Linked DNA regions of Mus musculus: region 2 is linked to region 1. The links are chromatin contacts, found by Hi-C or POLR2A ChIA-PET in ENCODE. All regions are on one chromosome and are shown on one strand. The core of a region is the stretch at or near the end of the contact, and the rest is flanking DNA. Distances in the headings are between cores, read along the strand shown.

Region 1 (4,992 bases), core at 964-3,463:
GATTTCCTGCGAGCCAGTGTTACACCATGACCGTCCGGGGAATGAATGAGTGGAATTAGGTCATTACATATCAAATAAGAGGTGGACCACAGGAAGGTTTATGGTCATGTGGAAGTGATTCTGTTTTCCATTTCTCCCGTGGCTCCCATCCTATCATGACACATAGTAGTGCCTTTCTGTTCTCGTCCCTCCTGGTTTACTGTCTTTAAATAAAGAGACAAAGAGGAACCTCTTTGGAGGATCTAAGGACACTTTCACGGAGGAGTCACATCAAAAATCCTGCGTGCTTATCAAACATTACGATTTGTGACAGTAACAAAACTATAGTTATGAAGCAGCAATGGAGTAATTTTACGGCTGGGTGTTCACCGAGGCATGAGGTTCGATCTTAAAGGGTCTGAGTATTAGGAAGGCTGATTTATCCTTTCACCGCAACACACATAATGAGAACCAAAACATCAAGCAAGCGCCGGTCTGCCTCACTCCAGCTTTTCTGAGGGCTCCCGATCTCTAAGCACCAGCCCAGAGGCTCAAAAAAACCCTCTAGGCGTGTGGCCACTGCCTAGGAATTCATCCCTAATCATCCTTGCTTAAGTCTCAGGTTCAGCTCGCCCCTCTTCCTCCAACTGGGTCAGCAGTGCTGAAGGAAGCATCACAGGCTCTGGTATACATGGAAGAGTTTTTCTAGCCACCTTTCCCTGTGGCTCGCCACGAGGGTCCGTCCATGGAACTCCAGCCCAATCCCCGCGAGGATCGGTTCACAGGAACCCCAACCCGATCCCCGCGAGGGTCCCTCCACGGGAACCCCAGCCCGATCCCCGCGAGGGTCTCTCCACGGGAACCCCAACCCGATCCCCGCGAGGGTCCCTCCACGGGAACCCCAGCCCGATCCCCGTGAGGGTCCTTCCACGGGAACCCCAGCCCGATCCCCACGAGGGTCCCTCCACGGGAACCCCAGCCCGATCCCCGCGAGGGTCCCTCCACGGGAACCCCAACCCGATCTCCAAGAGGGTCCCTTCACGGGAACCCCAGACCAATCCCCACGAGGGTCCCTCCATGGGAACCCCAGACCGATCCCTCCACGGGAACCTCAGACCGATCCCCACGAGGGTCCGTCCCCAGGAACTGATACCCTGAAGAGCCACCTACGCCTTTTCAGCTGTCTGTCCCTGCTCAGTGCCTCAAGGCAAAAGGAGTTCCTTCTGGTTGACCAAGTTGTCTCCTCCCAACTACTCCACGGTCAGTTTCCCTCTCCTCTGAAGTCCTCCATTCATGCCCGCGACCCCCACCCTACCGCGGGGTTTCGGCGCCTACGAGCTGTTGGGTGTGGCGGATCCCCGATCCCACCATGTGGGAAGCAGTCTCGGCTCTAAATCAAATTCTCACTTTGCTCCAGGCTCTTGGGACTCCTTAGAGTCCCCAAGCCTTAGAGTTCGCACTCCGGGAGCATGCTGATCTGCTCGCCGTAAGGCAATTTAACAACGGGAGCATGCTTACAGTCAGGAAATTCAACTACCAACTATCAAGAGACCAGCGAGTCTATTTTAAACCCTGAACCCGTGTTCCCCCACCACCTCCGGCGGGCGGGGGGTCATAGGCACACTTCCAGCAACTCGGGTAGCACCTAGTGGGCACGATCCCCAAGGGTGAGGAGCCAGATCCTAGGAAGGGTGAGACCCTCTTTATAAGGCAGCTGCTATCGTTCAAGGAGGTCCCACAACAAAAATCTCAGAGCCAATAGACCTCCAGTCGGCAAGCCCACACCAGTCTCTGGAGACGGCCACGCAGGCACAGTTCGAATAGGAGCCTTCAAAAAAAGCCCCTCAAGCTATCCCCTCCGCCTGCCCTGGTTTACTTCACTTCTAGTCACTGAAATAACCCAGTTAGCCTGTAGTTCTAAGGTACAACCAACAAATTTTGACCCTACACAGTTCCGAGACCTGAATGCCCCACGTGCGCTTGTCCCCACGCGCGCGCGGGGGCACACACATACACGCGCGCACACACGCGCAAACATACACACACACACACACACACACACAAGTTAGGATCTAGCCCTAAAATTCCACGCTGAGTCGTTTTTTAAGAGAAAATATACCACATTTAACTCACCCGCCTTTCTGTCTACCCTCTTCGGGTTGGAATCCAATGGATGTGGCGGCAAGGGTTAGACCGGGAGACCCTTCCGTCTTCTCTATTGGCTTCCCAAAGAGTGGAAATTTCCATCCTGTGATAGGGGGCAGCATCTCGATCTCCTTTCTTGAGGACCCTCCCTTCCAGCCTAGCCACCAATAGCAGTGCAGGAACCTGATCTGTCAACAGAAACATCTTTCCAGGTGGAGTCTAGCTGTCCAGCTGTCCTTTTAGAGGGAAGCCTGGAGCCCAGAGAGCAATGGAGGCCCCTCCACCCGCCCTGGGTCTTGTTACCAAAGAGTTTGGTGTGAGTTCATTTTCGACTGTGAAGTTTCTTTATTTGGGGGGATTTTCCTGTGTGCAGGATATATCTACATCGTTAAGTAGGTAAAAGTAGTCAGTGTAGAGTATTCGACAAACAACTTTTTCACGGACTACACAGCTTACTGTCACCACATAACACAAAGCAAACAAATAGAATATGGTGGTCACAGTAAAAATCTCTATGCAATACAAGGGCAACCTTGCCGTCACCCACTTGTGAACCTTTCCTGTAATTCTCTTATGGGGTCCTAGTTTAAATATGATTCTGAGTACAAAGGAAGCTATAATAAACTACATTTTCTGCTCGCTAGGAGGGTCTTAAGGAAAAATATGTATATGGAACCATTTTCTGATAAAACCATTTTCTGACACTAAGCATAGTTCCCGCTTCAAAGAAGGTCCGTGTTTATTTAATAAAAGTTGCCATTCTTTTTTGGCAGAAGGGGTTCACTGGTGGAGAAGTGGCCTCTGAAGATTTAACAGACCCACCAGGGACACAGACAGGGCTTTTGGAACTCTCACGCGCCCAACGTAAATTATGAAGAGCTGCCGGTCTAACTGTCTGTCTTCAGGAAGGACACTTAGCTCTTCCCATTTCATAGCTCCTGTATTAGAACAGTACTAGAACATGGCGGCACTTCAGAAAGAAAACAATGTAACAACAGAAACATCTGCATGCTAATAAGGAACACTCAAAACGTTCCATCAGTGATAGATCTCTCTATGTCTCTTGTCTCTATGTGTGTCTCTGTCTCTGTCTTTCTCTCTTCTCTCTCTCTCTCTCTCTCTCTCTCTCACACACACACACACACACACACACACACACACACACACACACACACCTCAGATTATACAAAACAGTTCAACAGAAGGGTAGCAACAGAAGAATATATAACTTCTACCACAGCATGATTTTGTACCACCCCCCCCCCAAAAGCACAATATATATAAGAAATATTTAGTTTCACGAGAGTAGGTTAGCAATCCTGGTCAAATATGATATATACACCCTTTTGGTTTCTCCTGGCAAGAAGTTCAATTTTGTGGAGTTAGAATATAACAGAATAATTTTAAAGTCCCCTTCAGCTTGTTGAAATTGGGTTTTATTTATACTGTGCTATCTCACCATTGCCTCTTTAATAACACGTAAGGAGTGTATGTAGTAAGCTACTAGCAGGTCATAATGGCTGGACCACAATAAAAGGATTTGAGGCAGGAGAAAGATTTCTATCTCTCAGGGCCTGACCTGAGACACAGGAGAAGCCAAGGCAAGCCCATAAACAGAATATCAGTGGGGAAAAAACATGGCTGAAAGCAAATAGTTCCTTCATGCCAGCAGCTCATGCCCGAGAGATGTATAACTGCCCAACTTTTCAAAACCAGGAATCCTAGCATCCATCTTTCCTTTCTTGTCCTTTTTAATTTTTTAAAAAGTATTTATTTTACGTGTATGGGAATTCTGCCTGCACATACACCTAACATGGGCGTGTCTGGTGCTCTCAAGCTAGAAGGTAGTGTCGGATCCCATGAAACTACGATTACAGGGAGTTGTGAGCCACCACATGAGTGCTGGGAATCAAACTCAGGTCCTCTGGAAGAGCAGCAAGTGCTCTTAAACACTGAGTCATCTCTCCAGCTAACTTGTAAATAAACTATTTATTTAATCACCTTAGCTCATACCAAAAAAAAAAAAAAAAAAAAAAATCAAAAGCTATGGTTCATTGCCTGGTGTAATAGGAAACTACGTGTTATTCATTTATATATGCTGGAACTACGAGTCAGGTTATGGGCTGAGGGGAAATTATGCTAATTTTATCTATAAAGCATTGGCATTCCGATTCAAGTGCAATCCGCTCATCTTTGGTGGGGACTGCACTTCACTGGAGTTGCAGAAGGTCCCAGAGTAATGTGGAGACGCCAGACACAACTGAAAAGCCTGGTTGTCTCTCTGCTGTGAAAATTGACCAGGAAAGGCCATGTAGCCGTGACCTGGTTCCTCCGGGGTCATGGAAACCAGTGTTCTAAGGGGCAGGAAGCTGAGTGGCCAGTCCTATGAAGCTTCTCGTGGGACCTCACTGACACGCATTTTGGTTTCGCGTGAGATCATGCTCTGCCTTTGGAGAAGACACCCTCTACCATGATTTTATGGTCACCCCACAGGGACAAATTAGTTCCATTCTAGAGACTTGATTTTTCTGAAGAAAAAAAAAAAACAGACAAAAATTGTTGATACCGCTTGCCTGGAACATACCTTGTTCAGACACTATCACAAGCTTACCTAGTGACAAAAGAAAAGAAACTGTGGGTGTTGGAGCAAGTGAAGTAAGATTCAGTGGGGGGCTGCTCACACTCTGTAAAGCTTCACCAGCTAAAATGTCTCTCCTCAAAGGTCTGTAAGCGACTCTACGTGCAGACAACCAAGCAGTCAAACGACTAAGACCTTCACTCTCCTTTCTGGCTCTAACCCTCGGGCCATCTAACCCTTGGGCCATCCGCCATGCGTGTCCTAACTGCTGGCGTTCTAAAGCTCTCACT
Region 2 (5,057 bases), core at 2,286-4,785, 80 kb after region 1:
GTGATTGGACAGGGAAAATCCTGCAACAGGTAGAAGCCACAGCAATACCAAAAGGGCACACATAAACAAAGCCTGAAACAATTACTAGGGTTACTAAGAATTTCCACAAAGTTAATATCAGACATGAAAGTACAGAGCTTCCCTATAAGGGTGCTGCCTGAACCTTGGACTACTCGCTTGCCAGACCCTACCTGCCCTTGGGGTTTGGGGGTGAGGTGGCACAGAGTTAACGACACAGACTCTGGGAACAGGTGAGAAATGCTACAGCAAGCTCATCTGAGCACTGCTGCAAGCTCCTTTAATACCCTCCACCCATGCCCCATTGGTCCCAAAAAAGCATCTCTTCTAAATAGCAGTTTCCAGTTGTCTGGCTTTGTCTGCACCAGCAATCCTGGGTCCCTCAGACAGTCCTCAATTAGGTCCTCCTGCAGGAGATGTTTTTACAGCTGTGTGCCCCCCCCCCGCCCCCAGCATTTACATAGAGGTGGCCCACTGTCTCTTCTACAAAAGAGAACAAAGGTAAAAATTACGTATTGCTTCTAGAAATCTTGGAAGCAAGAATACCGTGGGCCATTGAGGGAAAAGGCTTTATCAGCCTAGAATCAAGTACCTTGTAAATCCATCACTCAAAACCAGGGAAAAATGAAGACTTTCTCAGACAAATAGTGAGGGGCATGCTGTCTAGTGAGCTCACCTTCCAAGAAATGTTCAAAATCAGTTGTTTAAGAAGAAGGAAAATCGCCGGGCGTGGTTGCCCACGCCTTTAATCCCAGCACTTGGGAGGCAGAGGCAGGCGGATTTCTGAGTTCGAGGCCAGCCTGGTCTACAGAGTGAGTTCCAGGACAGCCAGGGCTACACAGAGAAACCCTGTCTCGGAAAAAGAAGAAGAAGAAGAAGAAGAAGAAGAAGAAGAAGAAGAAGAAGAAGAAGAAGAAGAAGAAGAAGAAGAAGAAGAAGAAGAAGAAGAAGAAGAAGAAGGAAAATTGGGGGCTGGTGAGATGACTCAGCGGGTAAGGGCACTGACTGCTCTTCCGAAGGTCCTGAGTTCAAATCCCAGCAACCACATGGTGGCTCACAACCACCCATAATGAGATCTGATGCTCTCTTCTGGTGTGTCTGAAGTCAGCTACAGTGAACTTATGTATAATAATAATAAATAAATCTTTAAAGACGAAGAGGAAGAAGAAGAATCACCAGGCATGGCGGCACACACCTTTAACTTCGGCACTTGGGAGGCAGAGGCAGGGGAATCTCTCTGAATTTGGGGTGATCTTTGTCTACACAGTGAGTTCCAGGACAGCCAGGGCTGTGTAGAGAGATCTTATCTCAAAAGCCAAGGGAAAAAGGAGAGAAAGGAAGAAAGAAAGAGAAAGAAAGAAAGAAAGAAAGAAGGAAGGAAGGAAGGAAAGAAAAGCACACAAGTAATACACTTGGATATAAAGAAAGCCAGAGAAAGAGTAAGTGGAGATAAATTTTCAAATGTGCTCTACAGCTCCATATTAATTAGGGACGAAGGCAGCACTGAGAAATGACAGGGGGTCAGTTCATGAAGAATATGTAACAATTTATGTGTAGTTGCCTAACGATAGAATGCTAAGCTAGGCAAGCAATGGTGGCAGAATTACACAGAAGTGAGTAAGTCCACTATTACATTCGGAGACTGTCACTGCTGGGCACTATTGTATCTAAGGCAGGAAGAAATGACAGAGTCTGGGAAGGGACGGGGCAGTGACTGTGAAGCTTAGTCCCAGCAAGATGGTGAAGTAGTGGTTTGTGGTAAGAATACTGCCCCCTCCAGGTGGGGGTGCACCCATGGTGGCAAATTCTCAGTGGTGGAGGTATGCCATGGTTCCTGTCTCCAGAGGACAGCGCATTAACAGCAGTTCTGGTTCCAAGATGTCACCTCAGAGACACCACACTGTCCATGGAAAGCAGGGCACAGCCACCAAGTCCTCCTTTGGGGACACTGGGGCTCATAGAATCCAGGTAGTTTTCTGTGCTGGGCCAACCACCCATGAGTTCTACAGAGAGTCCATAATGACCACCCTGTCAGTGTGCAGGGTCCCAATGTCCAAGGTGCCGATGTCCAGTCCCCTGATGTACGCCATACTCTCTTTAGTTGTTTTGTCGGAATGTGGTAGTTTATTCTTCTCTTTGGCTATCCTTGTGGAAGGGGGTGAGCACTAGAGGTGTTTATCTTATTGACACGACTCTGCTAAGGACTCTTAAATGTCACCCATAAGAAAATGAATGGGTGCTGGGATTTGAACCAGGGTCCTCTGCAGCCCTGACCAACCCCAATACCCAATTCTAGAGGTGAGAGCAGCAGGTCTCACCTATTGCTGGGGCCCTGAAACGCCATGAACTATGGAGATGGTTTGGTAGCTTCCAACAAAACTAAACACACCACCACGTTACAGTAACCAGGCTTTTACATGTACTCAAATGACCCGGGAACATATGCCCACCCACAGATGCTGATAGCAGCTTTATATCTGATCCAGAACTTGGAAGGAACCAAGCATCCTTCAGGTCAGTGGGAGAGTAGATTGTGGCCCATCCAGACAAGGGCTTGTACTCGGCAGTGAGGAAAATGAACCGTCTTGACAAGGAAGCAAGTGGGGGAAACTTAGAGGTTCTTTGACGAGGGAAACAACCAATCACATAACAAGAAACACTGTAAGACCCCCCCCCCCACCAGTGGCAGGACCAAGTTACAGAGAAGGCAGAACATTCAGTAGTGGAGAGGTTGGAGGGAGTGGGTGGGGAGTGAGTGGAGACATATAGGACAGTGGTGGTACTCTGTACGCAGCATAGGAGAAAACACCGCTTTAGCTCTAGTTCCAAACTCCCAGAACGTACAGTTCCAGGTGAAGACCAAGGTAAACTACGGACGTGTGAAGCTGATTAACTAGTCATGTTGAGCACCAGCAGCAGGCAGAAACTCTGTGTGGATGGTTGTAGTTTGGAGATGTCCAGAGGACACATGGGCTTCTCTCTGCACTTTTCTCTCAATTTTGCTCTTGACCTAAGGCTGCTCTTAAAAAGGGAAATCTGTTAAAAGAGAACCCCTTTCTGAAAGTTGTTCTCTGACCTCCCCCCCCCCATGAGTCCCCTCCCCCACCCCCATGCACAAGTAAATAAGTGTGATTTCAAAATGTTGAGCTGTCGGGGGCTTGAGATGTAAATTTCACATAATAAAATACAAATTCTCATATCTGACTTCAAGCACTTATTTTCTTCAGAAATGCTCTACTGGCTGCCAGCTTTGCCTGAGACTCCAGTGAAGAAGAAAAAATAATAAAAATGAGTCAGGTTTCTGCTTCACATTTCAATGAGTGTAAATGTGGGCAGTGTCTCCAGTCTCTTAATTGCTAAGTGATTAGTCGGGTTTTTAAGTTACTTGCCTACTTGCCTATCTTCTTTACATTTTAAATAAGGCCTGACCTTAAACTGTTGCCACTGAGCAAATTCGGCTTGCTTTTACAGATGCGGGAACCTAATGAACAAGGTTAGTGCTGCCACCTACTGTTGGAGGAGGAAGTAAATTGCGTTTCCCACGCAGTCAATTTGGAAAGACGCGGGGCAGCCAAATTGCTGGCCTGATCTCGGGCGGGGAAAGCCTGTACTATTATCTGGAAAAGAAGGGCAAGGTGATCAATGAAACTTTTGAGATAGACGTGGAAGATTCTGGAAACAAAGAATAAGTGTCAAGAGATCTGTCCAACTTCTCGGCCAGGAGATTTCCTGGGGCTCTGATGTCTTTAGCAAGCCCTAGTTCCATTTCTCTTGTATTGCTTCTGTCTGTGGCACATTACAGGACAGTGTAGGGCTTCAGAACTGTCCCTGGGGGACGGGTGGGAGTGTAGAAAGCTTCCTTGGCCTTCGTCTTCCCTACCCCTGCCTAGATTCTAAACTGGCTATCTTTCAGCCATCGGAATCTCATTTTTCCTCTTCCAGATACTTTCCACCACAACCTGGGTCACAGCGGGTGCATTATGTCACACTGCCTATTTTAAAGGCTGTGTATCATGTGATATCTCACAGTTCATCACCTTACAGCTATTCAGGTGTCCCATGAAGAGCTGTCACCTAGGCTGCTGGGAAGTGACCCAGAATGCAGCCTAGCAACCAAATGGAAACACGCACAGCCTAGTTCAAATTGTTAGGCAGGACTTTCTATAAAACTCAAAATAACATCAGCATCGGACAATATTTGTCCTTATCAACTCAAAGGAGGTTTGGGCAGGTCTGGGAGGGTAAGACTAAAAAATTCAGGAAGTTTGATATACATAGTCACACACACACACACACACACACACACACACACACACACACACTATCTCCAACAGCACTTGTAACAGGACTTGCTTTGGGACTGCCAGCTTCCAAATAATGACACAGAGACATATATTTATTTATGAATGCCTAGGCCTGAAGTTAGGTTTGTTTCCAGCTGGCTCGGAGCTCAACTATTCCGTTTATGCTAATCTAAGTCTCACCATGTAACTGGTTAGCTACCTCTCCTTCCTTCCAGGCCTGCAGCTTCTTCTCCATCTTCTTGATGAATCCTCCCGGGCCTGACTCTCTCCCAGAGTTCCCCTCTCTTCCAGGAAGTCCCACCTTCTATTTCCTGTTTTTGTTACAGGCCGTCAGCTTTTTGATAAACCAGTCAGAAGGTGAGAGAGGGTGGGTTTACAAAATATGATGCAGCCATATTAATAACGACACCAAAGTCAGCTTGTACTTGGCCCTCTGCCAACAGAGAGATCAGCATTTGAATAATACAAAGACGGTGTTTACACGGTGCACAATATTATCCCAACAGTGAGTTCTCCCAACAACTCCAGTAATGGCTCTAGTTAGACAGTCGTCTTCTTCCTTGACCACTGGACCATCCTGTGATGGGTTACACATCTGCAAACAATATACGTATTTCTAAGAACTGTGTGGGATTGTGTCTTCTTCCAAAATAAAGAACTCCCCTGTGCTAGTTAATGACTCTAATCTTAGAACTTGGGAGACTGAGGCAGGGGGATGACCATGATTTCAAGGCC

What was found. Hi-C counts contacts between places; a loop is a spot of excess contacts on that map. ChIA-PET counts read pairs that join two places held with the same protein, here RNA polymerase II (POLR2A).
Region 2: a map of gastrocnemius shows a loop between it and region 1 (2.1-fold over the local background). The contact joins the enhancer-like site here to the promoter of Slc38a4 in region 1. A Hi-C loop is called at or near these places in 3 of 37 maps with a recorded cell type or tissue (adrenal gland and gastrocnemius). POLR2A ChIA-PET finds 5 or more read pairs at or near these places in 2 of 5 experiments (both embryonic stem cell).

The regions. Positions count from the first base shown.
Region 1 is chr15:97,053,743-97,058,734 of GRCm38, forward strand. Slc38a4 (solute carrier family 38, member 4) reads right to left here and starts at 2,214. Exons shown (of 16, transcript NM_027052.3): 1 at 2,113-2,214. All of the region lies in intron 1 of Gm32840 (a long non-coding RNA gene), which reads left to right.
Region 2 is chr15:97,131,952-97,137,008 of GRCm38, forward strand. No RefSeq gene overlaps it. Among named protein-coding and RNA genes, the nearest start is that of Gm32733, 27 kb to the left of the region's middle. Within about 2 kb of position 3,536, at least 1 of the 3 ENCODE cell types and tissues checked has a DNase peak (open chromatin) inside an H3K27ac peak, as active enhancers do; it is gastrocnemius, where a contact is called at or near this core.